Regions from separate parts of the Mus musculus genome. Here regions 1, 2, 4, 5 and 6 are each linked to region 3. Evidence: chromatin loops called from intact Hi-C (ENCODE). Cell type or tissue: gastrocnemius. All regions are shown on one strand. Each heading gives the region's core, and the rest is flanking DNA. Links, peaks and the distances in the headings are about the cores only. Region 1 holds the start of Anapc16 (anaphase promoting complex subunit 16). Region 2 overlaps Ascc1 (activating signal cointegrator 1 complex subunit 1). Region 3 overlaps Dnajb12 (DnaJ heat shock protein family (Hsp40) member B12). Region 4 has its middle 23 kb from the start of Psap. Region 5 overlaps Anapc16 (anaphase promoting complex subunit 16). Region 6 holds the start of Ddit4 (DNA-damage-inducible transcript 4).

The links. Hi-C counts contacts between places; a loop is a spot of excess contacts. Peaks named below come from ENCODE experiments on the same cell type or tissue, not always from the same donor. Only the 100,000 strongest peaks of a DNase experiment are listed, where the experiment ranks them.
Region 1: it touches region 3 in a loop (11-fold over the local background); 26 of 42 quality-filtered maps call a loop at or near these places.
Region 2: it touches region 3 in a loop (10-fold over the local background); 20 of 42 quality-filtered maps call a loop at or near these places.
Region 4: a loop joins it to region 3, with 3 times the contacts of the local background. A loop is called at or near these places in 8 of 42 quality-filtered maps.
Region 5: a loop joins it to region 3, with 4 times the contacts of the local background. A loop is called at or near these places in 24 of 42 quality-filtered maps.
Region 6: a loop joins it to region 3, with 6 times the contacts of the local background. A loop is called at or near these places in 26 of 42 quality-filtered maps.

The regions. Positions count from the first base shown.
Region 1 is chr10:60,003,017-60,007,016 of GRCm38, forward strand. Anapc16 (anaphase promoting complex subunit 16) reads right to left here and starts at 119. Exons shown (of 4, transcript NM_025514.3): 1 at 1-119. It overlaps Ascc1 (activating signal cointegrator 1 complex subunit 1), which reads left to right. Exons shown (of 11, transcript NM_026937.3): 2 at 1,779-1,911. The coding sequence starts at 1,803. In gastrocnemius, for the core only: CTCF peaks have their summits at 591 (motif pointing right) and 2,488 (motif pointing left); DNase peaks (open chromatin) are centred at 93 and 2,456; H3K4me3 peaks cover 1,191 bases; H3K27ac peaks cover 1,255 bases.
Region 2 is chr10:60,064,321-60,068,320 of GRCm38, forward strand. Ascc1 (activating signal cointegrator 1 complex subunit 1) reads left to right here. Exons shown (of 11, transcript NM_026937.3): 9 at 3-88. Among named protein-coding and RNA genes, the nearest start is that of Spock2, 40 kb to the right of the region's middle. In gastrocnemius, for the core only: a CTCF peak has its summit at 2,409 (motif pointing left); a DNase peak (open chromatin) is centred at 2,416.
Region 3 is chr10:59,892,452-59,897,563 of GRCm38, forward strand. Dnajb12 (DnaJ heat shock protein family (Hsp40) member B12) reads left to right here. Exons shown (of 9, transcript NM_019965.3): 4 at 221-406; 5 at 487-566; 6 at 1,780-1,889; 7 at 3,137-3,309; 8 at 3,899-4,050; 9 at 5,040-5,112. The coding sequence ends at 4,020. Gm46226 (a long non-coding RNA gene) reads right to left here. Exons shown (of 2, transcript XR_001779776.1): 2 at 1,431-2,134. Among named protein-coding and RNA genes, the nearest start is that of Gm46226, 2.8 kb to the right of the region's middle. In gastrocnemius, for the core only: a CTCF peak has its summit at 2,531 (motif pointing right); DNase peaks (open chromatin) are centred at 723, 1,899, 2,529 and 4,095; H3K27ac peaks cover 2,637 bases.
Region 4 is chr10:60,252,055-60,257,166 of GRCm38, forward strand. No RefSeq gene overlaps it. Among named protein-coding and RNA genes, the nearest start is that of Psap, 23 kb to the right of the region's middle. In gastrocnemius, for the core only: no CTCF peak of the experiment used is centred there; no DNase peak of the experiment used is centred there.
Region 5 is chr10:59,989,646-59,994,757 of GRCm38, forward strand. Anapc16 (anaphase promoting complex subunit 16) reads right to left here. Exons shown (of 4, transcript NM_025514.3): 3 at 1,188-1,262. Among named protein-coding and RNA genes, the nearest start is that of Ascc1, 11 kb to the right of the region's middle. In gastrocnemius, for the core only: no CTCF peak of the experiment used is centred there; no DNase peak of the experiment used is centred there; H3K27ac peaks cover 2,359 bases.
Region 6 is chr10:59,948,515-59,953,626 of GRCm38, forward strand. Ddit4 (DNA-damage-inducible transcript 4) reads right to left here and starts at 3,256. Exons shown (of 3, transcript NM_029083.2): 1 at 3,183-3,256; 2 at 2,803-3,058; 3 at 1,161-2,515. The coding sequence starts at 2,998. The coding sequence ends at 2,022. In gastrocnemius, for the core only: a CTCF peak has its summit at 2,298 (motif pointing left); DNase peaks (open chromatin) are centred at 1,006, 1,766, 2,309, 3,407 and 1 more place; H3K4me3 peaks cover 4,000 bases; H3K27ac peaks cover 4,000 bases.

The sequences.
Region 1 (4,000 bases), core at 1-4,000, 110 kb after region 3:
CTCGCCACGACGTAGACGGCGGCGTGCGCGCGCCCGCCTGAGCTGTGGGAGTTTGATGGCGGTGCTGCGCCTGTCCCTGCGGCGGTGAGGGCTAGAGGGCGGTGCTAGCGCGCATGCGTGGAGGGGGCGGAGCCCGGCTGGGCCAGACCGAGCTTTCCGAGAACACTTCCGGGTCGCTGTGGCTGCCCCGCCCCCTTCCCCGCCCCAGTCCCCCGCAGTTTTGGTTTTCTTGCGTTGGTGCTGTCTGCTCCGCCTCTCTAGCGTAGGATGTTCAGCGTTTGCTTTTTATGTGAGAATTGCACGAAAGCATATCCACTTTTCCCTCTTCAAACACCCATGACCCAGGGCTAGTCCGCTCTCCTCCTTCTGCGCAGTCTCTGCCTGGAGCTGCTCAGGAAAGGTACCACTGTGGCTTCGTGCTCAGTGCTCACACTTTGTAAAGGCTCCTTTTCGACAGAACGTGGTTTTTGAAGTGGGAAGGGATGCTAAAGGAGTAGCACACCAGGGTGGCGCGGCACAAGACTGTTAATAATTGCATCCCCCTGCCAACGTTGATTTTCTGTTTTCTCAAAGCACGAACCCTCTTCTTGCGTCCTGCAGGTGGCTGCGGATTAGCGACTTGACTGAGGGTTGGGTCAAGCATTCATTTGGAAGGGATTGTTAGGCCTTCTTTGGTGGAACTTGTTAAGTACGTGAACTTGTAGCCGCAGCCATCTGGGATGGGAACATGGGGTAGTTTATCAGGAGCCTTTAATTCCGAATTATTGATTCAAGCGTGAAGCCGTTTGTTGTGTTCTGGAGGCAGTGGCCTCGGGAAACTGTTCCTTCTCAGTACTGTGTTGGTCCGAGAACTGTGTTAGTAAGTCATATTTTAATTGTACTGTGATAGGGAAATAAATCTGATTGGAAGGTATTTATTTCTAGCATCTTTAAAACGGCTTACCTCTCTTCCGCGGGTATTGTACCGATGGTTCCTCAATGCGTTATCAAACTGGATACGATAAAATATCATACTGGATAGGGTGAATGAAGCACTCTGCTCATACTTAGGTGGCTAGCAAGACCTCACCCCCTATAGGTTAATCAGACACCTATACAAGAACTTACACTGGTGAGCTCATGGAAAGCGACACTATTTTTGCTTAGGATGTGCTGTGAACTGCCCAGTTGAGGCCTACATAATGGAGTTTTTAATTTAAATTTCTTATTACATTTATTTATTTACGAATGTAGTCTGTGCATATGTTACCTGCCTACACAGCAGAATTTTTTTTTGTTTTTTTGTTTTTTGTTTGTTTTTTGTTTTTGTTGTTTTTTGGTTTTTTTGAGACAGGGTTTCTCTGTATAGCCCTGGTTGTCCTGGAACTCACTCTGCAGACCAGGCTGGCCTCGAACTCAGAAATCCACCTGCCTCTGCCTCCAGAGTGCTGGGATTAAAGGCGTGCGCCACCACGCCCGGCTAGCAGAATTTTTTAAATTTAAAATTTTATTACATTTATTTATTTAGTCTATGCTACTTGCCTACATAATGGAGTTTCTTTTAACTTAATTTTTTATTACATTTGTTTGTTTATTTCCATATTTTGTCTGTGCGTTTGCTACCTGGCTGCATGTGTAGTCCAGAGGACAACCTGCAGGAGTCAACTTTTTCCTTCTGCCGTGTGGGTCATCGGCCTTGGGAGCAAGTGCCTTTACCTGTTGAGCCATCTTAGTGACCTAAGTATTCATTGTTTAATTAAAAAAAAAAAAATTAAACAAAAGGGCACTTTCTTTTTCAGGACTTTCCTGGAACGTCATTTGTCATGGATGTTCTACGCCCACAGATTGTAACGTTCGATGGACGGAATTATAGAAAGAATCCCATCCAGGAGAAACAGTACCAACATGAAGAAGACGAGGATTTCTATCCTGGTAATCCTGGGGGGTCTCTTAGGTCCCACAAGAGGGAAAATGTTCTTTGTACTGTAAGGGTAATTCTTTGCTTTGTTGCTGCTCAGTGGGTCTAATAAAGCTGACCTCAGATGAGGTGTTCCTGGCTGCAGTTCGTGTGTCAAGATAGATTTCATCCTGGACAGAGGCCTCAGTGCCACGTAGAGTAACTTTTCATTATTTTTATTATTATTAAAAATTATTTATTTTATGTGAGGACATTGTAGCTGTCTACAGACACACCAGAAGAGGACATCAGATCCCTTTACAGATGGTTGTGAGCCACCATGTGGTTGCTGGGAATTGAACTCAGGACCTCTGGTAGAGCATGCAGTGCTCTTAACTGCTGACCTATCTCTCCAGCCCTCATTATTATTTTTTAAATATGTGTGTGTGTACATGTGATCACGGGTGCCCAAGGAAGCCTAAAGGGGTGTTAATTGGATCTCCTGGAACTGGACTCACAGGTGCTTCTGAGCCACTCAGTTGCAGAGTGCTGGGATCAGAACTCAGGTCACCTGCAAGACCAATAAGGGCTCTTAGCTGCTGCGCCCCCCTGTGGAGTACTTGTTAATTACTACTGTTACCTATAAATATTCTGTGGCAAAATTAAACCCCTTTACCTGTGAAATTATAAAAGAATATGAATTATTATTATTACTAATTTTTTTCTTGAGACAGAGTCTCTCTATTATGTAGCCCTGGCTGTCCTGGAACTCACTCTGTAGATCAGGCTGCTCTTGAACTAATAGAGATCCACCTGCCCCTGCCTCCTCAGTACTGGGCTTAAAGGAACGCATCACAGTGCCTGACTAAGAATATGAATTATTAAAATAAAGCCCTGAAGGATTTATTCCAGTGTCAGATAATATTAACTATTGTTATGCTAGTTTTTTTCTTCCTTCTTTGTAGTCATGCCTTGACAGGTCTAAAGACACAACTAACTTTATTTAACATACAGTAATTTTGTAAAAATAAAACAAAAACTAAACAACTAAATAGTTGAGGTGGATCCTAACTATTTTCAGGGCTATGACTGTGGGGTTAGGTTTAGTGTATAAGCAGAGCCTTTCAGGTTCTTTGCAACTCTTCCTTTTCAGTTCCTAAGGGTTTCTACTGAACCTTAAATCTTGGGGTCCCCCCCATGTGATCCTTTTGACTGCCCACTGTCAGCCTTGAGCTCTTTGAGCTTTCCAGTATTTTTTTTTTAATTAGGTATTTTCCTCATTTACATTTCCAATGCTATCCCAGAAGTCCCCCATACCCTCCCCCCACTCTCCTACCCACCCACTCCCACTTCTTGGCCCTGGCGTTCCCCTGTACTGGGGCATATAAAGTTTGCAAGTCCAATGGGCCTCTCTTTCCAGTGATGGCCGACTAGGCCATCTTTTGATACATATGCAGCTAGAGTTAAGAGCTCCGGAGTACTGGTTAGTTCATAATGTTGTTCCACCTATAGGGTTGCAGATCCCTTTAGCTCCTTGGGTACTTTCTCTAGCTCCTCCATTGGGGGCCCTGTGATCCATCCAATAGCTGACTGTGAGCATCCACTTCTGTGTTTGCTAGGCCCCGGCATAGTCTCTCAAGAGACAGCCATATCTGGGTCCTTTCAGCAAAATCTTGCTAGTGTATGCAATGGTGTCAGCGTTTGGAGGCTGATTATGGGATGGATCCCTGGATATGGCAATCACTAGATGGTCCATCCTTTCGTCACAGCTCCAAATTTTGTCTCTGTAACTTCTTCCATGGTTTTTGTTTTTTCGAGACAAGGTTTCTTTGTGTAGCCCTGGCTGTCCTGGAACTCACTCTGTAGACCAGGCTGGCCTCGAACTCAGAAATCTGCCTGCCTCTGCCTCCCAAGTGCTGGGATTAAAGGCGTGCACCACCACTGCTCGGCGAGCTTTCCATTCTTTGTCTCTCCCTCCCTCCGTCCTTCTCTCTCTCTCTCTCTCCCCCCACCCCCGCCTCTCCCCCCTCCCCCTCTCTCCCCTCCTGTCTTTCTCCCCCTCCTCTCCCTATCTCTCCCTCCCTCCCTCCCTCCCTCCCTCTCTCCCTCCCTCCCTCCCTCTCT
Region 2 (4,000 bases), core at 1-4,000, 170 kb after region 3:
AGCGGAAGGCAGGTACAATCTCTACACAGCAGATGGCAAATATATCTTCAAGGAGAGAGAGTCTTTTGATGGCCGGAACATTTTAAAGGTCAGTATGATGTCGAGTGGCATGGAGGTCTTTTGGCGCATGCCCCGAATGAGGAAGAAGTAAGGTGTTGCCTTTTCACACTGCCATGCTTCCTGCTGCTTCTCCTGAAAGGATGCAAAGTGTTGTAGTGTCAGAGAGAGGGTGATGGGGGAGATCCCTAGATCCATCTGGCTGACCATCCATCCTCTTCGCACCTCAAGAGTGTTTGCAGTCTCTGACTTAAGAAAGACTAACATTTCCCAGTTACTTTGAGACTTGGTTTGAACCCAGTGCGTTTCACTTTATACTCTAGAGGTTTGAGCTTGCATTTTTAAAGTGAAAAAAATGTTTTGATCTAGTACATTTTTCTCTTCACCCACAGAGTTGCTCCCCAAGGTTACTTCTAGTCTATTTTTACTCAGGAGCAGCCTGTGTCCTAAAAGAAGGTAGTCAGTGTCTTGACTGCTGAGACCTCACTGTTCTGAATCACAGTCAACTTTGAGACAGGAAAATGCAAGTTCTTCTGCCCTGCATTCTCTCTCCTGCATACTGCCTCTGTTACAGCTGCAGCCAGGTGACATGCTGTGGCTCCTCTGGGCAGAGAAACAGACAGGTCATTGATGAGTCTCATGTTTGCTGATGGTTTAGGTCACACAGTTTCAAGGCCATGAATGTTTTCTAGAGGTAGAGAGGTGTGCATGTCTATTAGTCAGAGTTCTCTGGAGTGACAGAATTGATATTTACATTTTTATCTTGTATATATCTATCTCTGGATGGAAAGTCCATCTCAGCTGGTCTTCAGTACATACTAGAATCCCAGAGAAGTCAGTTCTGATACTAGCGAACTTGCTGACAAGAGTGAGAGCAAACAGGCAAAGGGCAAAAGCTTCCTTTGTCTGTGTCCTTTATATAGCCCGACAAGAAGGCATGGCCCAGATTTAGGGTGGGTTTTACCACATCAAATGATCTGGATTCAGATGACCCAGGCAAGGAAAAAAACTCCTCACAGGTGTACCCAGCCCTCACAGGTGTGCCCAGCCCTCACAGGTGTGCCCAGCCCTCACAGGTGTGCCCAACCCTCACAGGTGTGCTCAGCCCTCACAGGTGTGCCCAGCCCTCACAGGTGTCTCCAGCCCTCACAGGTATGCTCAGCCCTCATAGGTGTCTCCAGCTCTCACAGGTGTGCCCAGCCCTTACAGGTGTGCCCAGCCCTCACAGGTGTGCCCAGCCCTCACAGGTGTCTCTAGCCCTCACAGGTGTGCCCAGCTCTTACAGGTGTGCACAGCCCTTACAGGTGTGCTCAGCCCTCACAGGTGTCTCCAGCCCTCACAGGTATGCCCAGCCCTCACAGGTGTGCTCAGCCCTCACAAGTGTCTCCAGCCCTCACAGGTATGCCCAGCCCTTACAGGTGTGCTCAGCCCTCACAGGTGTGCTCGGCCCTCACAGGTGTCTCCAGCCCTCACAGGTGTACCCAGCCCTCACAGGTGTGCCTAGCCCTCACAAGTGTCTCCAACCCTCACAGGTGTGCCCAGCCCTCACAGGTGTCTCCAGTCCTCACAGGTGTCTCCTGCTCTCACAGGTGTGCCCAGCTGCTTTGGTTTTAGTTGACTCTGGGTGTAGTCAAGACTATCCATCACAGTGTGTAACAGTAGTGAGAGCCACTGCATCTTAGATGCGCTGGCCTTTACCCCTCCCTTCCCTGCTTTCATCCTAAAGGTTCTTCACAGAAAGCTCCTTTCCATGACTTGTACCACAGGCTGTTTGAGCTTCATTTGAATTCCATGAGAACCAAGTTGGTTTTAAGACATTCCTAAAGATTTCTTTCTCCATTGTTCTTTTAAAAAAAGAAAAAGAAAAAAAAGATATAACAAAACCAAACATAACCAAGTATAATAACAACAAAACCCAAGTCTGCCTGACACAGCTGGGCTAAGCCTGAAATCCCTCATTTAGGAAATGGAGGGAGAAGCATGAGGAAGTCAGAGTCCTCCACACCCATATAGCGAGACTGAGGCTGGCCTGAGATACATAAGACCCTTCCTGAAAACCAAAGAAACAAACAAAAGCTATGAACAGAAAATTCCCAGACCAAGGCAATAGAGGAAGAGAAGCATTGAATCCTACAGAAGAATGGAAGTGTTAATTACAGTGGAATTCATCATCAACCTGCCACAAGCCTATCATAGATGAAAAGCTAGCAGTCACGGTGAGGGTTCACACCTGTGGTAGAATGCTTGTCCTGAACCATAGGCAGGACTATCAGTTTGGGGAGAAAGATCCCTTGAAGTTTCCTGACCTGAACAACCCTGTGGTGATGTGAGTGTAGCTCCCTCTAGTGTTGACAAGCCACAGTACCCTTCCTCATGCCCAGGTGGGCTTTGAGCTGGGCCCAGTGAGAGTTTGGAGACATGAATCTCTCACACAGGGCCCACTGTGGTTAGACTTGCAGGAAAGCAATTTTAGTTATCGGCGCAGACTGGAATCTACAAGATACTCAGAACTTTGGGCTTTAGCATTTCCCTGCTGCTTTGTGCAAGGGTAGTCGGTATTTAGGTGGAAATCATGAGATATCTGAGGTCATGTCTGTCAGAACCAGAGTAATGCCTGATTAAAACTCTTAAGTTGGGGCAGACATTTGGGTGTGGGGCATAACACAGTGATAGAACAGGTGTCCATGTGTCTTAGTCAGGGTTTCTATTCCTGCACAAACATCAGGACCAAGAAGCAAGTTGGGGAGGAAAGGGTTTATTCAGCTTACACTTCCACATTGCTGCTCATCACTAAAGGAAGTCAGGACTGGAACTCAAGCAGGTCAGGAAGCAGGAGCTGATGCAGAGGCCATGGAGGGATGTTACTTACTGGCTTGCTTTCCCTGGCTTGCTTGGTTTGCTTTGTTATAGAACCCAAGACTATTAGCCCAGGGATGGCATCACCCACAATACCCACCCCCCCCATCACTAATTGAGAAAATGCCTTACAGCTGGATCTCATGGAGGCATTGCCTCCAGGGAGGCTCCTTTCTCTGTGATAACTCCAGCTGTGTCAAGTTGACACAAAACCAGCCAGTACACCATGTAAGGTGGACGCTGGGTCCAAGCTCCAGCAACAAAATCTTGACAATTAGAGTCCCGTTCTGAGTACACCAACTGGACAAGAGATCGCTTTCTGCTCTGAAGGCGAGGCAGCGGTTAGTCTTCCTGCCTCTAAGGGGGCACATTATCAGGCAGTTACAGTGTAAAATCATGGGCAGATGTGTGGAAGAAAAATGTGTGCCCTTGTATCCCTGGGCAGGGCACCCTCTAATCTCTCTCATTCCCCTTAGTTTAATTCTTAATCGTTAGTTTCAGGAGATAGAACCTTTCACCTGTGTTTCAACCAAAGGAATAAATCTCTCTAAAAAATGAAGGCATTGTGAGTGTAACTGCCATTCCAGCCCAGTGCAAATCCACCCAACATAACTGTAGTCTGCCACCGTATGGATTTGTTCTGCTAACTACAACATGAGAAGCCATGTTCTCTGAAACCCTTGAAATGAAAGAAAATATTCAGAAAACAGATAGATTGTTTTTATATTTCAACAATGAAATTTTTCTTATTTTAATTTTTGTTTTTTTGAGACAGGGTCTTATTCTGTAGCCTTGGTTGGCTTGGAACTCACTACGTAGACCAGGCTGGCCTTGAAGTCATGGAGATCTGTCTTCCTCTGCCTCCCAAGTCCTGGGATTATAGGCATGCACCATCACTCCTGGCTTACTTTGCATTTTAAATTGCATGTGGAGGCCCAAGGACATCTTTGGTTTCTCCCTCCCACCGAAAAGGTCCCCAGGATCTAGTCAGGCAGTCAGACTTGGTGGCACCTGCTTTTTTGGAATGAACTATCTCACAGACATCAAAATTATTATTTTAAGAAAGAAAAACAAAGGCACTAACAAG
Region 3 (5,112 bases), core at 661-4,660:
AGTTCCTGGACCATTCTGGCAGTTTCAGTTTAGGAGATGTAGCAGGGACCCTGACTCAAAAAAGGAAAGAGCATCCTCACAGCCCCGACTTTAGCCTTGCCTAGAGGTGCTCTGGATTGCCTGCCCAACAGGCAAACCCTCTACCCCTAAGACCCCACTTCCGCTGAGACCTGAAAGAAGCGAGCTCTTGGCTGTGCTAAGGCTGTTTCTCCCCTTGCAGCCATTGGCACAGCGTATGCCGTACTCAGCAACCCAGAGAAAAGGAAACAGTACGACCAGTTTGGTGATGACAAGAGCCAGGCTGCCCGGCACGGCCACAGCCACGGGGACTTCCACCGAGGCTTTGAGGCTGACATCTCCCCAGAAGACCTCTTTAACATGTTCTTTGGTGGCGGCTTTCCTTCCAGTAAGTCCACAGCCAGTTCTCCTTAGCGGTGGTTCTGGGGTCTGACTGCTGCAGCCCCTGACTCTATCTCCATGTTTCAGGTAACGTTCATGTCTACAGCAATGGCCGAATGCGGTACACCTACCAGCAGAGGCAAGACCGCAGAGACAACCAGGGTGATGTGAGTTGCCAGAGGCTGAGTAACACTCCAGCCCCCCACCCCATTCCACCCCCCAGGGCATGGGCCCCAGAGGAGGAGGGAGTCTTGATCCACTTAAGACCCCCCCAGCATTCTTAGGCCAAGTAGCCATCTTTGCTCCTTCCCAGTGCCATTCTGCCTAGGGACACCAGAGGGAGCCACACTCCGTGTTGCGTGATGCTTTGGCTTCTGTTGGGGGCATAAAACAAAGCCTCACCTCCAGGCAACGCATAGTGGGAACAGCTTCTATGGAGTCTATTTGTTCTTAAGACTGACGTAACATTTTCTGAGTGATGGAAAGTTAAAACATGATGAGAGGAAGAAAGAGGACCGTGTGGGTATTCAGCCTTCTAGGAGAGTGAGGAAAAGCTGTATAGCCAGGCAGTGTGCTTCAGACACATTTGGGATGCCACGGATCAACACAGCCAGTGAAGAGCATTGAACAGGGGGACACGTCCTTACGCATGCCTGCCCTTTTTCCTCCTTCTCCCTCCCTCCCTCCCTCTCTTCTATTCTTTTTCTTCCCCTTCCTCCTTTCTTCCTCTCTGTCTCCTTGGATTTACCCTGCAGTTGAAAACAACCTTGAAGCCCTACTTCCACCTTCCAAATACTGGGATTATGCCTCATCGACCTAGCATAACGCCCAGCACATCCGTTTTGTTAGGGGTGGGTTTGGCTTTGGATTTTGAGGCGCGGTCTCACTGTATAGCTCTGGCTGGCCTAGAACTTGCTGTACAGACTAGCTGGTCTGGAACTGCAACTCCCAACCCTTCTCCCGTCCCTGCCTCCTGAGTGCTGGGATTAGTGTATCTTTACATCTAACGTACAGAAGAGTTTAAAGTCAGATTCATGTGTAATGCCTTTATTTCTGGCTGTCCTGTCTTTGTTCTAAGAATCACACCCAAGGCCTTGTGGGTACTAGAACAGTTCCATGCCACAGACTGCATCCCAGCCCTTTAATTAGATGCTTTGCTGTCTGCAGAACATTTGTGTGGCTCAGAATTCAGAAAGCTGTGGATGGTGAGGGTCTGTGTCCCCGGCCTGCCACTTGCTCTCACACTCACACGTGTGCTCCAAAGCGGTTGCTTTGTCCTCTGGGAAAGCTGTCAGAGGGAAGGGAGGAGAGGGGGCTGTCCCAGGCAGGCGACACGACACTGTTCAGGGCTGTGACCACTGCTCTTGCTCTTCCCCTCAGGGCGGGCTAGGAGTGTTCGTGCAGCTGATGCCCATCCTCATCCTCATCCTCGTGTCTGCGCTCAGCCAGCTCATGGTGTCCAGTCCTCCCTACAGCCTGAGCCCGAGACCGTGAGTGCACGCCCCGGGCAGGGCCGGGCTGGGCCCCTCGCCATCTTGCATACCGTCCCCGGGCCGGGCCCCTTAGACTTTTGAGGATCATAGGCCTCGCAGAGAATGCAGACGAAGCTCCAGCCCTTTCCTTAAGGCAGCACACATGCACTGTCCTACGCGATTTCAGAAGCGTGACTCCCCGCCACTGTCCCCACCTTTGCTGACGCTGAGATGTCCTCTGCTCTTGAAGTCTGTTTGAAGCCCTAAGAAAGAAAGAACAGGGTATAGTCAATCGGGGGAGGGTGGCTTTGCGCCCCAGCTTCTGCATTGAGAGCCCTAACTCCACATAAGTTATGTAACCTCAGGTCCCTGGTCTGTAAAATGGGAACAATAGCATCCACCTGCTAGTAAGAGTTACTAAGTAACCCGTGTAAGGAGAGGTATCCAGCTCAGGGAAGTGCTCAGCAGTGTTTGTTGAGTGGTTGCCAAGCTCAGCTGCCAGTGGTTGATTCCAGGGAGTTAGTTGACCCTCTAAGATATCAGGGCCTCTCTTTTCCCAGGACCTGGAGCAGCAGGTTCTAGCTTCTGCTGGTGCAAGCCCTGAGCTCCAATCCCTTGGCCTGCCGCTGCCTGAGGACCCAGCAGGCTCCCTCGGCCAGCAGGGGGCAGAGTTGGTCTCTGCTGCCACAGCTGCCCTGCTTGCCTAGAGCCAGATGTAACCGCTCTCCAGCTAGAGATAGAGAATGCACTTTGGGGAGCTGCCTCCCTGGAGCAGGGACTCCTGTTGGGAGGTGTGGCTCCTGCTGCCCACAGGTCTTGTGCCCACGTATGCTTCCTGACATTTTGTGCCTTTTTGGATTTTCTCTTCTTGTGGGGTTGGGAATGAACTACTAACTCATGCTAATGTGCCATGCTGTTAGAGACACAGCTCTGTCCTCTTGTTTTGACCCGAGGCTCATTACTTTAGGCCGGCCCTCAGCATCTAGGAGCTTTGAGGCATGGAAGGCAGAGCCCACACCCTTGGCAAGACCAGCTTCCCAGACCAGAGCTTCTCTCCCCATCTGCCCGGTTCCCCTCAGAGCCCTGAAAAGGAGGGCGTGACATAGACTGAGCTATTCCTGCACTGGGGTGCTCTGCCTTTGCTGCAGACCTTCATTTTGGGGAGCCAGTGAGTTCCCGCTGCAGTGCAGAAGGGATCCAGCTCTTCCTGTGGCCTGGGTGGCACTTCCAGCTGCCCACTCTGTGCCTGGTGTGTTTCTGGTCAGGTCAGTGGGCCACATCCACAAGCGAGTCACTGACCACCTGAACGTCGCCTACTACGTGGCAGACACCTTCTCCGAAGAGTACACGGGCTCCAGCCTCAAAACAGTGGAACGGAATGTAGAGGATGACTACATCGCCAACCTGCGCAACAACTGCTGGAAGGAGAAGCAGCAGAGTGAGTGTCTCGTGTGTGCGTGTGTGTGTGTGTGTGTGTGTGTGTGTGTGTGCGTGTGGGCACGCACGCATCAATATGTGTGTGCATGCATATGTATGCATTGATGTGTGTATGTGTATGTACTCATGCATGTGTGTGTATGTCATGCAAATGGGTACATTAAGTGTGTGTGTGTGTGTGTGTGTGTGTGTGTGTGTGTGTGTGTGCTGAGAACAGAAAAACCCTTCTTTGGTTCTTCGTGGACCAAAGAAGTGCCCTGTGCAGTCATCTCCCTGCCAAGATCTGAACTCCACTCCTGGAGTTCCCCTAAGCTGCAAACCATTTGATGGTTTCGTTAAGGTCCTCATGTGTCACTAGTGCCTATCATTAAGGTTGCTAGAGATGAATGTATTAGAGACAGATTGCAAACCCCTAGCCACCCACTGGTTGTGTACCCAGTCTGTCTGGGACCATAGTCCTGACTTCCTGTTCCATCCTGGGAAGCCAATTCTGCCCCAACCCCTGGTCCTGTCTTCCTGTTTCCCCATGGACTCAGGCAGGTAAATGCCACAAAGTCCTGGGGCTCTGACCTCACCCTGTTTCTTTGCAGAGGAAGGCTTGCTGTACCGAGCCCGCTACTTTGGTGACACAGACATGTACCACAGAGCACAGAAGATGGGCACCCCGAGTTGCAATCGGCTGTCAGAGGTGCAGGCCTCCCTGCATGGATAGTTCTGGGCCAGCCACACCACCCAGGTCCAAGTATGAGCCAGGACTGCTTCTTTGCTGCAACTCCTGGCAGCCTTGGCCTTGGTCATGGGCAGAGGATGGAGGGAGGGAACCTGGTGATGATGGCAGAGACTCACCATCCTCACACTTCCAACCTCCAGAGACGAGGCAGTTCTGGGCACCTCCCCCAGCCCCATTGACCCCGTTGTCCCCTCCCCAGGGCTGCAAGGATTCGGGGGCAGAAGCCAGGCAGAGTGAGGACCTGTGCTTCCTCGACTACTCCAGTAATCAAACCACCTCAGCCCTTTCCCAAGCCTGGCTTTTGTTGCCTGTGCGTTCACACGTAACTGGGTCACCCACAGTCACCCACGGAAGTCAGAAAAACCCATGGGGAGTTAAGTGGGCAGGAGAGCATCCTTCTCTCTCCACCCAGGAAGGAGGAAATGGAGCAAGATGCCCAGTTCCATCAGCAGGCAGGAGGGGTCTGTGGGCCCTGACCACTCCCTCTCTGGTGGGACCTGAGGCCCTCACTCCAGTGCTCCAAACCTGGGAGCCAGGAAACCACGGGCATCCGGCCCCGCCCAGGCATCTCCCCTGTGGTCTTGAAGAAGGGAACAAAAAGTCACAAGTTCAGGGTCAAAAGAAGCTACTGAGCACAGGAGAGGTGGGGAAAAGTGAAAGTTGCTATTAACAGGCACCCCACCCCCTCCACCCCTTCCCTTGTATGTGGGTAATGGGCTTGGTGCCCAGTGCCCAGAGCAGGGAGCCTGGCTCAAGCCTAAAGGAGTGTGGGCAGAGCCAGAAGTTCTTTGCACTGGTACCCTGTCCTCCCCCTCCTCTGCCTGTGTCTCCTGTCACAGAGCCATTCACAGACTGTTTCAAGACCACTCGATAGCTAGTGTCAGCTCTGGGGCAGTGGTTGTACTGCAGAGGGATCGACCAGGGCCAGCTGCTGGGCTGTGGGGCTAAGCTGGAGGTGCCTGCCACAACCGCTCACCTAACTCTTTCCCTCTCCTCCCCAGACTATGAAATCCCTGGAGAATTTTTGGTGACACACACTGAGCCAGCCACAGTGATGGACTGTATATTTAAGGA
Region 4 (5,112 bases), core at 668-4,667, 360 kb after region 3:
GGTCCCGGGAGTCAAACCCAGGTCTCCAGGCCTATAAGGTGCCTCAACCCTGGTAGGCACCACAGAGCCTGTCCTGGACTTGTCCTCTTCAGGGGAGGGGCTTCTCTAACTTCCGGACTGCCCTTCATTGTCTGTTCTATTTTGCCTCATCTGAACTTCACTGAAGAGGAGACTGAAGGCAGAGAGAGGGAGGGGGCTCCTTCCAAAGTTGTAAACTGGACCACACTGGCCCAGGCAGGCCAGAACATACTGGAGAGAGATGGCCCCTCGGCAGATGGCCTCTTGCTGCAAATGGCTTCTTGGGCCCTAGAAAGATCGCCCTGAGGACAGGCAGGGTGTGTGTGACCTCATAGTGTGTGAATGATCTGAATAATAGCGACCGACCCAGAGCTCCAGCTGCTGCTGGTTAGCAGGGCAGGCACACCTATCCCTAGAGCACTACTGTGTGTGTGTGTGTGTGTGTGTGTGTGTGTGTGTGTGTGTGTGTGTGTGTGTGTATGTGTGTGTGTGTGTGTTTGTGTGTGTGTGTGCATGTGCCAACTGTGCACAAGTATGGCCCCACTCAGGCCTAGGGCAATGAGGGTGCTCCTGCTCCGGCTAGGGGAACCCATCACCCCTGCCTGTCCCATGGGTAAGGTTTCTGATCCCTTTTCTCAGGAAAGCTGTAGTGCAGGTGACTGGCTTTGCACACAGTAGTAATTTCGAAAGAGGATGGATATTGCTCAGGGCTACAGGCTCAAGGAGTCTTGTGCAATGTTGGGGGCAGGGGAGGAGGTGGTGGCCAGAAACTGTTGGTGTCGCTTCCCTAAGCATCCTGGGCTGCTCTCCCCAGCTTAACCTCCAAAAATGCCCTGTGTGGGGGAACAGAGGTCAGGAGGTGGCTCAGCTTTTTGTTGGGCGAGGATCCAGGAAGCAGCAGACCAAAGACTGATTTAACCAATCAGTTGGTTGACTGATTGACTGATTGGGTTTTGAGATAGGGTTTTGGGTGGCTGTGGCTGGCCACAGCTTCTCTAGGTAGCCAAAGCAGGCCCTGAGCTCACAGAGACCCACCTACCTCTGCCTCTGGAATGCTGGGATTAAAGGCATGTATATCACCACTGCCCAGACCTATTTATTATTTACTGAGACTCCCTCATTCTGTAGCCCAGGCTGGCCTGAAACTTGTAGTAAAAGCCTTCTTCCTCAGCTTTCTTTAGTGCTGAGGTCACAGGCACAGATCACACCCATCTGGAATTCTTGGAACCTAGGGAACCCACCTTACTTACAGTGATTAGCTAAACCGCACCCTTCACATACCTGCGATCCCTGTTACAACAGAAACAGATTTTTTTTTTCAAACAAAGCTTAATGCTTCACTGTTGTAATCCCGGCCATCAGCACCAAAGTGAGGATGGAGACTTCCGGGTTAGCCTGGTCCACACAGCAAGATGCTGTAGCCAACAGTAAGCTTTAAATATTCAGCCTTATTAAGGCTGCAAATATAAGTTGCTTTCAGATAGAGGCCTTTTTACGTTTCCCCTCCTCTTCATCCTTTCTTTTTCTTTCTCCCTGCTTCTCTCCCTCCCACAATTACTCTCCATAGATTACAGCATATTGCTGTTGTAATCTGTGGACTGTTGGAAACAGAAGCAGACACCCACAGCCAAACATGGGTCAGAGGTCAGGGACCACAATGTAAGAGTTGGGGGGAGGATCGAAGGAGCTGAAGGGGATGGGAACCCCACAGGAAGAACAGCAGAGTCAACTGACCCGGACCCCTGGGAGTCTCAGAGACAGAGCCACCAGCTGAAGAGCATACACGGGCTGGACCAAGGCCCCTGGCACATGGGTAGCATACGTGCAGCTCAGTCTTCGTGTGGGTCCTCCTACAACTGGGGCTGAGGCTCGTCTCTAAAGCTGTAGCCTAACTGTGGCCCAACCGGGCTGTCTTGTCTGAGCTCACAGAGACCCACCTACCTCTGCCTCTGGAGTGCTGGGATTAAAGGCATGTATATCACCACTGCCCAGACCTATTTATTATTTATTGAGACTGAGACTCCTTATTCTGTAGCCCAGGCTGGCCTGACACTTGTGGTAAGCCTTCTTCCTCAGCTTTCTTTAGTGCTGAGATCTCAGGCACAGATCACACCCATCTGGAATCCTTGGTGGAAGAGGATGCACCCAACCCTGCAGACTTGATGTGCCAGCATAGAGAGGATCCCTGACGGAGGCCTGTCCTCTCAGAGGAGAAGGGGGGAGATAGGGGGAAGGACTCTGTGAGGGGGTGGGGGTGGGGGTTGCGGGGGCTGAGAGAGTTGAGGAGGGAGGGAAAGGGCAGAGTTTGGGATTTAATTAATTAATTAAAAAATTATTGGCCACCCCATCAACCCTCTATAACTCTACTTGCAGGGGATCTGATGCCCTCCTCCGACCTCTGAGACTTCAGGCACTATACACAGTGGTCCACAACATACTCTCGGGCAGAAGAGTGGTTCACAGAAACTAAAATAAATGCATCTTTTTAAAAAAATGGCCACCAGAAGATTCTTTTTTTGTTGCAGAGCATAACCCCTTCAAGCCGGCTCCTCCAACAAGCCCTTCACGGACAACTCCGTGACCGGGGCAGGTACTCTGAGGCCTGACCTCATTGTTCTGTTTGAATTCCCAGAGTACTGCTTGTGGCCTTTACAGACATTTTCAGCAGTGGGACCATCATGGGGGATCAGGTGTGTGTGTGTGTGTGTGTGTGTGTGTGTGTGTGTGTGTGTGTGAGTTCTTGAATAGAGGGAGGCAAAAGGACCGTGAGTTCAAGGTCCTTTTTGAGGATGCACGGCAAGTTCAAGGGTACCTTAGGCTACAAGAGACCTTGTCTCAAACCCAAACTAAAGTCAGGTGTGATCCATGCCTAGGACCCCAGCACTTGAGAGATGAAGGCAGGAGGATCAGAGTTCAAGACTAGCCTTGACTACATAGTACATTTTAGGACAGCCTGGGCTATATAACATCCTATCTCAAGTTTGGGAGTTGAGTCAGAGGTTATGAGCACTGGCTGTTCTTCCAGAAGACCCAGGTTTAATCCCCAGTGTCTACGTGGCAGCTCATGGCCATCTGTAACTCCAGGCCCAGGGCGTTTGATTTCCTGTTCTGGCCTCTGCACACTGAATGAATGTGGTGTGCAGATAAATAAGCAGATAGAACACTCAGACACATTTACAAATAATAATAATAAAGGATGAAAAAAACCTAAAACAACAAACAAACCTAGAGTAACCAAACCAAGAGGCCAGCGGTGGCACACACCTTTAATCCCAGCACTTGAAAGGCAAGGGCAGCCTGAACTACAGAGTGTGTCCCAGAGAGTCAGAGCTACACAGAAAAAGCCTGCTTTGAAATAACAACAACAAACAACAATCAAAGCATTCCGTATTCACAGTGGAGCAGGAAGCAGAATGAGTTTAGGATTTGTGAGGGACTGGAGATATAGCCCGCTGTGATCAGGGGGTTAACCGAGGGCCTTGGGCTAGCCCATAGGCTTTCCCACTGAGCTCCGTCCCTAGCCTCACTCTGTGGCTCCGACTTCCCTACTGAAATCCACTATATAGACCAGGCTGGCCTCGAACTCACAGAAATCCACCTGCCTCTGATTCTCAGGTATTAAAGGTATATGCCACCACACCAGTTAAAATTATATTACACACATTTATATGTATTTGTGCACACGTGCATGTCACATCAAAGTTGTGGAGCTCAGAGAATTCATGGGAGCTGGCTCTCCCATTCTACTGTGTGTCCTGGGGTTAGCATCAGACATACGGACGATCTCTAGTCTTTTACTACTCTTGGCTCAAGTCCTTTTTTTGGGGGGGGTAAATTTTGTTTTGTTTTGTTTTTTTGAGAGAGGGTGTCTCTGTGTAGCCCTGGCTGTCCTAGAACTCACTCTGTAGACCAGACTGGCCTTGAACTCAGAAATCTGCCTGCCTCTGCCTCCCGAGTGCTGGGATTAAAGGTGTGTGCCACCACATACGGCTGGCTCACGTTTTCTAACGATCCATGGTCTTAACCACTCCGCACCTCAACCTTCATGATGAACATTTCTATATTTAGTCTAAGGGACATACGGTGCCTGCTGAGATTCCTGGTGCTTCTTGAGAAACCGCCCTTTGTAAGGGTGAGGCCCATCTGTATTGCCTTCCCTGTCCATGAACCACCTCACCCATGAGGTAATTGTCCCCTTCTAGTTCTGGTAAGACCAGTTTGTTTTCTTAGGGATTCAACCAGCCCCAGGGCTGTTCAGGGAGTGATAAGGCTTATCTTTGGCTGAAATTGGATCCAAAAGCTTACCATGGACCTGTTTTTCTGAGGCAGCTTCGGCCTTTTCCCATCTAGAACCCCGTCTACTACAGGGTCCTGTTCCTGAACACAACAATCACGATGTTGTAGGAACCCAGTGAAGGGAGAGACCAGTCTAACCGCCTCATCAATCCAACTGACTATTGGTCAGGAGGAGTGTAATACAGGGGGGTTATAGCTTCTATTCCTTAATTAAGTTTTTCTATTTTCTAAGTATTTTTGCCAACAAAATGTCCTTTTAAGAATCATATAAGTAGGGCCGGGCAGTGGTGGAGCATGCCTTTAACCCCAGCAGTCTGTAGGCAGAGGCAGGTGCATCTGAGGCCAGCCGGGTCTATAGAGTGAGCTCCAGGATAGCCAGGGGTGCACAGAGAAACCCTGTCTCAAAAACAAACAAATTGAACACATGCACCCAGGTTATTTGTTACTAGACACCCTTGCCCTTTGCCCCTCCTCCAGATACCTGTTCTAATGGCTTCTTCCTGATACTCCAGCCCAAGTGACCTCCACTCCTCTCTGCCTAAAGTGGGGGGCTGTGCCCTGCCCCCTGTCTTTAGCATTACCTTGCTGTACCTCCTGAGTGCTGAGATCAAAGGGGTACACTGCCCAGGACGATCACTTTAATATCACAGCAATTAAAACTTTCTCTTCAGGACCGCGTTAGGAGCCTCTGTGGGGCTGAGCGTGTAGCTCAGAGTGCTTGCCTGGATTGAACAGAGGCCTAGGTTCAAACCCAGCACTGAGTAAACAGGGTATGCTATAATCTCAGAACTGGGGAGG
Region 5 (5,112 bases), core at 675-4,674, 97 kb after region 3:
AATAAGAGCGCAGAGTGCTCTTGCAGAAGAGCTGAGTTGAATTCCCAGCACCCACGTCAGCCGGCTCACAACCTGACATCACTGCATCTGACATCACTGCATCTGACATTGCTAGGCTTTTGAGGCACTTGTTCTCACTCACCCCCCACACATGGACTGCATACCTACACGTATAATTAAAAGAAGAAGAAAAAAAGAGAGTGTGAGCGTGAGAGAAAGATAGACAGAGGGATACACACAGAGGCAGAGGCAGAGATGGGAGGAGGAGGGACAGAAGGAAGGTGTGAGGAGAGAGAGAAAGAGTGAGAATATAAAACAAGCAAGGTGTGGGAGTTCAAGCCTAGCACTTGGGAAGTGGAGGCAGGAGATGTGCTCAGAGTTCCAGGCCAGCCTGGGCTATACAGTGACTTTTTTTTTTTTTTTTGGTTTTTCAAGACAGGGTTTCTCTGTGTAGCTCTGGCTGTCCTGGAACTCACTCTGTAGACCAGGCTGGCCTCGAACTCAGAACTCCGCCTGCCTCTGCCTCCCAAGCACTGAGATTAAAGGCGTGCGCCACTACTGCCTTGCCACAGTGAGTTTCAGAGTGAAGAAACAATAAAGAGAAAAATACAGTTATGATAGGCTGCGGAGGAGCCCAGTGTTGGAGCACATGCTAGTACGTGCCATGCTCCTTGTTTGAGCCTTAGCACTGGAAAAAGCAAAAAGATAATTACCATCACCACACTCTTACACGCGCTAGGTGCTAAAGAGTGGAGCTGGACTTCGGGCTCATGCCTAGAATCCCAGCTCTCAGGTGGCTGAGGCAGAAGCTCCCATGGTTTGTCCCAGGAGGACTGGTGCATGTGGAGACTCGGTGAAGTGCACGTGCCACCCGGGACTCAGGTTTTGACAGGGCAGAAGGTGCTTCAGACACTAGAAGACAGTGGCCCCTGAAGGGATGAAGTAGCCAGTCTCAGAAGGAAGAGGCCGAGGCAGCAAAGGAGCAGGTAGCGGCGGCTCCCCTAGAGAACTGAACCCGGGCCTTCAACTTCCAACCTCCAAGGGGATTTTCACGCTCAACAAGATCTTAGAATGCTCTTCAATTCAGAAGGTCCTCTTAACCAGTGTGGGGCTTTGGTCACAGCACTGCCCTCTCATAGTCTGTGTCCCTTCGTTTCCCCTAAGTGTACAGCAGCTCCTGTACTTACCATGCTTCACCTGTTTAAGCGTGGATGCCACTTGATAGCTAAACACCGACTCACAGAGGAATCGCTCGGAGCCATCTACAAGGGAAAGGGCACAGGCGTTAGTTTTAATGGCTTCTGGAAAAGCAGGAGAGGCTGTCCACTCATTCCGTGTCTTCTACACTTGAGGTCTAAGGTGTTTCTGGTGAGAACAAAGGCGATCCTTTAGAACACTGCTTCTTAAGAGCTACCTCTTCTATACCTAATATTAAAATAGTCCTACTTGTTTGGGAGTTCAAAAATAGTGTTACAAAAACAAAAACAAGAAGCCCTAGCCTGATGTCCTAGTTACCACTGCCCGCCTCCTGACCTGTTCTCTTCTGTACACCTGGCAAACAAGGCAGCAACAAGCTGGCACACCCAGCTATAAGGTACTTTTGTGACTTACTGTGACAGAACTCCAATTACTTTCATTCTAAAACACAGCCAAGGGAAAAACAGCTGTTGACTTTTAATTCATCAAATTACATCATCATGACCATCAGCAAACCTTGCTGGGAAACTTCATTCTGTAAGGACGAATGGCAAGCTTGACCTTCCAACCAAACGGAGCACTGCAGTCTGGATCCCGATAAGGGAAATGGTGCAAGCTCAGAGCCTAGTGCCAAGCTAGTGCCAACAACTGCCAATAAGAAGGTGGCTAGCTCAGTCATGCCACCGTCAGTGCAAAGGCTGGTCCTACAAAACACAGCCCCAGAGACATAAGTCACGTAGGAAAAGGCAGCAACCCCCCAGGGCAAGTGTTTTATTGCCCAAATTCCCAGACAAATGGGAGAGAGGACACAGCTGTCTCTCTCAAGGTAGGAGTTCACACTAGCACTGCCAGATGTCAGCACCCACTCATCAGGCATGGCCCGGTGTGTCACGGGGATTAAGTGGCACGGAGATACTAACACGCTCTGGCCTCATGCTGAGTTTCACACAGATCTTTCTTTACAAGTCTGGGTAATCAAAGGGAAAAGTCCAGATACTGAGTCTACCTGAATGATGTGGACACACAACCAGAAAGGCTTCCTGTCTTACGACCTTCAAGTCAATGCCAGAGAAAGAGAAAAACAAACAGAGAGGGGGTGAGGGGCATCACACTTAGGATGAGAGGTCTCTAAGTTCAACCCTCCCACCCTTGGCTTTTCATTCCCCTTTCTTGAGGTAAGATCCTGAGCACCACCATGCCCAGTGTACCCTGTGCTTCTGATTGGTGTGAAGATCTGCACATGCTAATGACATCAACTGTATCTAGAGAAGGGCAGAGAGCAGTGGGCAACTCTAGAGCCCAAGGGGAGGGAGCTGCCGAGAACCCTGACACCAAAGACGCGGTCGGTGGACTATGCTCTTGCATGGCAATGCCACACTGGCATCCTTCTTAAAGACTCATCTACAGCCCACGTGTAGGTCGAGGTGGCCTCTCAGGCGGTGGTCCTGAACTGCAGGAAGTGGGAACTATGGGCTGTTAAGGATCAAGTGCTGTAAGGAGGAAGTGCTGCCTCCCACCCTCTTTTAATCACTAGGATACCGCACTTAAGTTATCACACTGGCCTATCCTTGGTACTGTGTTCCAAAGCAAAGACAGCAGCTCACACTCTCCCACACTTGAGGCCCAAGACCACATTCCTGTTCACAGGCAGCAGTGCACTGACTACAGAGCCTAGTGCTTCTTTTTTATTTTTGACTTATTCACTCTACATCCCAGGTCCACTGTTTCTGAAACCACATCACATCATGTGTCACATCAACCAATCTAAAGGCCGGGATTTCTCCAGAGAGGGGTCGGCCCGAGGCGGCCTGTGTATAACCCACACCAACACACCAGTCAGCCGTGCATCAGCTTTCCCTTTAAAGGACAAGCAAAGATTCCGGGTGGTGAAAAAGTTCAGTAAATGGCCCAAATCCAACTCTATCACCAAGCCCACTCAATTCAGTGCTAAGACATTTCATTTAAAAGCTATTACTCCCTAGTAGGCAATGAGACAACCCCAGGTGATTTATATGAAGCAGTGGCCTGTGAGGTCCCTAAGATACAGCCACTTGTGGGCTGGAAGGCAGCCTCTAATTTGCTCACTAATAGCTGGGTGAGAGCAATGCTAGCAGAGGGCAGGACACTGTTAAATCTTGCTGCATGCTGCTCTTAGCAGACAGCAGATGTAACAAGAAGTTCATCCCAGAGGTTAAACATAGGTTGTTTGGATTTATATCCTAGATTTAGGGGCAGGCAACAAACATCAAGTTGAACCTGTTAGGATTATGACCCACACCCAACCTTGACTCTTTCTTCCTTCCTTTGTTTTTTTTTTTAAAGGATTTCTTTATTTTATATATGCAAGTGCTGTTTTCATGCACACCAGAAGAGGGCATCGGATTCCATTACAGGTGGTTGTGAGCCACCATGTTGCTGGGAATTGAACTCAGGACCTTTGGAAGAGCAGCCAGTGTGCTTAACCACTGAACCATCTCTTCAGCCCCACTAACCTTGATTCTTAAATGCTTTTGCTCTCTGCTGCCCCTGCCCTCCTCCCCCTGCCTTTTAAAATAAAGTCTCACTCTGTGCCCAGGCTGGCATGGCAGTCTCTAGATAGTTCAGGCTATCATCACACTCAGAACAGTTCTCCCATCTCAGCCTTCTGAGCACTGGGGTTTCTTGCTTTCCATCAGCGTGCTCTGTTTCTATTTTCCTCTTCCATTACACTAATGTAAAAAAAAAAAAAAAAAAACAGGGCTGGGGATGTAGCTCAGTTGGCACCATTGGGCTTGGACCCCAACTCGGAATAAAGCAGACAGAGTAATAAATAATCTATGTCTGTAGTCTCAGCACTTGGGAGGCAGGAGGAGGAGAATAAGAAGCTCAAGGAGTCAGAGGTCAAGCCTGGACTACACAAGACTCAAAACGAAATGAATTCAACAACGAAGAAGAAAAGGCTTTGATGCAGGCATATTAACCTATAACAGGGTCACCCCGAGATCTGACATTCCTGTCAACTCACATTTAGGAGTGCTTCATGGAAGGACACACACAACTCATATGCAAATACCATGCCACTTCACAGAAGAGACTGAGCACCTGTTGACTTCAGTATCCATGGAGATGAGGCACAGGTGTGGAAGTCGGAGGTGGTGTAGGAGAGGAGGCTGAAGCAGAGCCAAGCCCCAGCAGATACTGTGAGGGTAATGGTGGTGTTTTCATTTTCTTTTTTTTTTTTTTTTTTTTTTTTTTTTAAAGATTTATTTATTTATTATATGTAAGTACACTGTAGCTGTCTTCAGACACTCCAGAAGAGGGCGCCAGATCTTGTTAGGGATGGTTGTGAGCCACCATGTGGTTGCTGGGAATTGAACTCAGGACCTTCAGAAGAACAGTCGGGTGCTCTTATCTGTTGAGCCATCTCACCAGCCCCGTGTTTTCATTTTCTTAACTAGGCATTTATTACTTATGTATGGGTCCTCATGGGAAGGTCAGAGGACAACTTTTGGGAGTCAGTCCTCTTCTCCCACCATCAAAGCCACAAGTCATACTTAGGCGGTCAGGCATGGTGCCAGGTACCTTTTGCCAGCAGAGCCATCTTTTCTGTATTTTACCAGACAGCCCCTTTTCTGTATTCTTGATATTCAAAAGTATGTCAGATACTTGCTTTGTCGAAGTCAGTTGTCTTTCATTGTAAGCAGCTTTTAAGATTACTGGGGAAACTGGTTAAGAGAGGCCATAACTACACCATGAATTTACACGTGGTAAATCCACCATACGATAGAATCCAATTGACTCCTCAGTGAGGTAATGAGAACGTCTAGATAGAGGCCTGTTAGACCATGAGCTTCTGACGGACTTGAATCACTTTTTTCTTGAAGCAGTGTTAAGCACGGATTCTTCTCTGTTCTATAAAGCTCGTTAAGCAATTTA
Region 6 (5,112 bases), core at 629-4,628, 56 kb after region 3:
CAAGTCTGGAGTTGACTCTACAGCCCAGGCTAGCTTCAAGCTCACTATATAGGTTGGATTCATGGCAATCCCCCTGCCTTCGCCTCTCAAGTACTGGGATTCCGGTTGTACATTGACTGTCACACCTGGCTTCTAACTCAGGTTTACTCATTTTGGGGAATAAGCTCTGAGGATTCTATGAAAGAGATGTGGGTCTCCTGGGCTACCCCAAAGGTCAGGTCCTGGATAGAATCCCCGAGGAAAACCAGATGTTTTTAGTCTCTGCTTTCAGCTCACTGGAAGGATCTGGCTTTCCTTTGTGGTTGGTGGGAGATGTGGAGATAAGTCTAGGGTCTTTTACTTGTCAGGCAAGTACTTTACACTGAGCTACATCCCCAGCCTGAGGGAACTGTTCTAACTAAGCCCTCCAAAAGGATGCAAAACCAAGAACCGTTTTTTTACAGTCTTGGGGCACACAAAGGCAGTCTGGGATCAGGAAGAGAAACAAAGGAGACAGTCATTCTCCAAGGGCCACTTGGTGTGGGTGGACTCTGGAGTCGGGGACAAGTGAGAAAGGCCTTGGCCTTCTTGGCTCAACTCCAACATTTCTGATAAGAAACCCAACTCCAGCCTTCTGTCTGGGAAGGAAGTCAGGGGTCACCCTCGTCATCCCCCTGCCTTTGTATGGTCTCTGCTCCTGCCTGGGCCACATCTCCTGAGCCTAGGTTTCTTGCCTAGGGAGAGGTTTAAACTGAATTGTCTTTTGCAAAGGTCTCTTAACCTTTTTTTATACCCAGAGATAAAACCATACCCTTGACTATGTACCACATCAGTCTAGACTTTTCCTCAGAGAAAAGGCCTTAGGCTAAGGAGACTGGGCCTTCTCACCTGGAGAGCAAGGTAACCCTCCTTGTAGAGACTCAGACTTCCAGGGAGGTCTGACTCATCTTTCACCTTCGGGTGCTTTCCAGCACATTCTCCTGGTAGCTCCACTCAGCAGAACTGAGGGACCTTGGCTCTGATGGCACAGTTCCCAGGTTGCCAGGCAGTCCAGGAGCTCTGATGGCAGTTACCAGGCAGTCAGGGGACACACAAGTGGCCCCTGAAATCTGATGAAACTTGTGACCAGCACCCACCACTCTCCCTTTTCATTTATGGCGCCGATGAGACTCAAGTGTTTTAACAAACATGTTTATTAGAAAAGTAAAAATATTGCATAGGTCTTAATACTTGAACATCAAGTGTATTCATGAACCGCGAGTAACTTCATGTAAACAGGTTCTAGATGGAAGACCCAGGTGGCACTCCTCTGGGAAAAGAGGGTTCCAGCCCCCCACCCCCACCCCAGCCCCTCTCCTCACAGTTGAATCCTCCAGTACATGGGCACCGGGATGGGCTGGCTGCAGCTCCCAGGTGTAATTTTGTTTCAAGTGTCGAAGATCCCGAATGATCCTAACACCCACCCCATTCCTACTCTTACATTCATGCAGTCTGTAAGATAGCTGCCTCGAACAGGTCAGTAGTGAAGCGCCGATCCCCACCCCCCAAAACCAAGATACAAAACAAATGACAAAACACACTAGGTCCTTTCAGACCAGAAGATACACAAACTGTCGGCCACCTCCCCCTGCCTCCCCCCCAGCCCCCAACCCCCAGCCGGGGCAGAGGCCAGTGCAGACCAGCTGCCCTTCTGGCTCTGGCCCACAACTGCTGTTGTAACTTGTCAGTAATAAAAAAAAATAAGGTACATGCTACATACACATCCAGCCAGAAGCCTGTGTGACTCCTAAGCCTTTGTTTCATGCTACAGTACTGAGGGGCGTGTGCCCCAACAGGGAGCCACCTGCATACAACCTAGAGACTTCCTGGAGAACACTTCCTTCCCCCACCTGGCCCTGCGCCCCTCAGGTGGCTATCGTCAGTTTTCTAACACAGGGGACAGTCCTTCAGTCCTTGCCTGCGGGTCTCCACCACAGAAATTCCTTGTCTTCACTTTGGGGGGCAGTGAGAAACCCTCCCCGCACCCCACCCCAGGATGTAGTTCAACACTCTTCAATGAGCAGCTGCTCGGAGCTGTAGAGTTTCTTCTTGATGACTCTGAAGCCGGTACTTAGCGTCAGGGACTGGCTGTAACCAGGGACCAAGGAAGAGTTGGCAGAACTTAACAGCCCCTGGATCTTGGGCCAGAGGCGAGAGTCCAGACGCAGCACCAGGGTCAACTGAAAGGTGGGCACCAGGCTGGGGTCGAGGGCCAGCTGAGCCACGCTATGGCAGCTCTTGCCTTGCTCCACACACACGTCCAGCAGTGCCCCCCGCAGGCCGCACGGCTCACTGTATGCCAGGCGCAGGAGTTCCTTGCCCACCTGGCTCACCAGCTGGCTCGGCATGAGCAAACGCGCAGGGCGCCGCGAGCCCAATCGCGCCTGGGACAGGCTCTCCTGCAGCAGCTGCATCAGGTTGGCACACAGGTGCTCATCCTCGGGGTCACTGAGCAGCTCAAAGTCGGGCAGGGACACCCCATCCAGGTATGAGGAGTCTGGATAGAGAGAACACAGGGAAAGGGTATTGTATTAGAGCGCCTTCCACAGGAGCTGTACGGGCGGGGGAGGTGCAGTTTGCCTAAGCAAACAGTGTCCCTTTCCACTCCGTGCCTCAGTTTCCGCCCCGCAGTCTTGTCTTCTAACCCTAGAGTAATCTGTTTTTTCGTGCTGGGGTGGGAAGCCAAGGTGGCTTTGAGCCGATTCAGCTCGCTTCGTACCCACCTCCCGGGACCCCTCCCACCCCCCATCCCCGAACCCAATTCGGCCCCGGCTGAGTGCTCACCTTCCTCCGGCCCGAAGCCACTGTTGCTGCTGTCCAGGGACTCGCAGTCCGAGCTCTCCAGGCTCGCGCAGCGGTCAAGGCCCTCTTCTCTGGCTGCAGACCCCCAGGCGGAGCGCGGCGGCCGATCAGCGGCCGGAGTTCGAGACGAGGACGAAGAGGAAGAGGAGGACGAGAAACGATCCCAGAGGCTAGGCATGGCGGGGTCAGACGCCAGGACGCTGGCTGCTAAGGTCCGAATGAAGGCGCACAGAAGCCGCTGAAAGACAAGAGGGACAAGGATTTGGCGTCAGTGTCGGCGTTGCACAGGATTGAGGGCTCTGAGGCCCCAAGAGCCGAGGTCACTCCCCGACAAGATGTGCACACCCGGGAGGGACACTCACCAGCTAGCGCGGTCAGCGAAGATTGCGGACAAGAGCGCTCTGCCTCTCGAAGGGTGAGCGAACTGGTGCCAACCCCCGATCGCTGCCCGGACCTGTCCCTTCGAACCCTCTCGCACCTCCCCCCTGCCTGCTGCGATCCCTAGCACCAGCGAGCAGCAGCCTATAAGGGCTCTCCCGGCGAGGCCACGCCCCCTCCAGGTCGCAGCCCAATCGAGACCCGGGAGTGTGGCCCACCTCAGCCAATAGGCACCGGGCGCACGTTCGCAACGTTCTCTCCTGCCTGGTGACAGCGGCCTGGCCCCGCCCCCACGGAGCCCCAGAACGCTCCCGGCCGAACCCCTCTCCCCTCGCCTTAGCTTCGGCCACACCCCCTTTCTGGAAGGGATCCGAGGCGGCTTTCAGCAGCTGCCAAGGTCCCTGAGGGCGCTCGCGGTAGGGGAGGATCAAGGAAAGACTTGTTTATTATAGGGGCGCGTTGCTGGGGGAGGGGACGGCCCGTGACTGCACTGAAAAGAAGAGTTGGGGGACCTGGTGCGGCTTGAGCAGGGGAGAAAGGTACCCCTAGCTTCTGGGAGCCCAAGGGCCAAGGACACTACCGGGCGCACAACTGGATGCCCCATGGGACCGTGGCGCGGCGGCAGACGTTACTCCGTTGTCCCATGAGCATCAGTCCCACGCTGTCTTTGCTTCTGACACGCGATGCACTTTTGGTAATAGGTCCAAAGACAAGGCATCTCAGGGCCATCGGCTCCCACGTCCCCTCATCAGTGTTCCTGTTACTCTGCAGCCCCGGGGGAGCAGGGTGTAGGTTCAGGAGGACATCAAGTGCTTGCCAATTCGAGATTGTCCTCTAGCAGAGGGTTTGGGTAGGAGTTAGAGTTCACGGACTCCGATTCTTAGCGCCTGGTCCACGGCCAGGGAACAAGGGCTCACATCAAACCGACACAGTGACCCACCCGCAGGCCTTAGGGGGACAGAACACTGCAGGGCCAAGTGCCTCCCAAACCCACTGCGGCAGAGCCCCTGGCGTCCGCCGGGTCCTAGAACCCCTCCCATGCTTTGTGTTAAGGGGGGGAAAAGCGGCGGATCGGGGGTGGGGGGTGGGGTGGCAGGAGAATTCAATTCAATGGAACCCAGGACCGAGGTCTTTGGAAAAGTCCAAATGCAAGAGCCATATGGGGTTTCATCATTCAGGCGAGGCAACAGGAAATATAGCCTGGCAGCGATGCTCTAGGGCTGATAGCGATTTGTTTAGGGTAGGAGGAGATTCAGTCGGACTAGACCTGTTTTTTTGTTTTTTTTTTTGTTTTTTTTTTTTATAAAAAGGTTTGTTAATGTAGGACACTGGGACCCTGATGGAAGAAAAGACCAAACTTACATCAGACACTCTGGCCCGGCGGGCAGGAACCAAACCAGATCAGACAGGCAAGCATCACATCGCTACAGGGCAGGTTTGCTTTGACACATGACACTTGCCAGGGAAGTCAGGCCACTGTCCTTTCCAGCCCCACCCCCACTGCCCAATTTCATCTTTTGGACGGAGTTTCACGGCTGGCTGGCCTGGAACTCCCAGAGATTCTCCTGCCTTTGCCTTCCTAGTTCCAGGATGACAGTGAGTCACGAAGCATAGCTCCTACCACCGATATTTTTAAAATTAAAATTAAAAGCCTGACTTTTAGAACAGCCAGGTCTTAGAACTGCAAAAGGATGGGAATCCAAGCTCTCCCACACGTACTCTCATTTTACAGGTGGGAGACACATGGTCAGGGCAGTGGTGGCACACGCCTTTAATCCTAGCACCTGTGAAGCAGAGGCAGGCAGATTTCTGAGTTCGAGGCCAGCCTGGTCTACAGAGTGAGTTCCAGGACAGCCAGGGCTACACAGAGAAACCCTGTCTCAATAAACCAAAAAAAAAAAAAAAAAAAAAAAT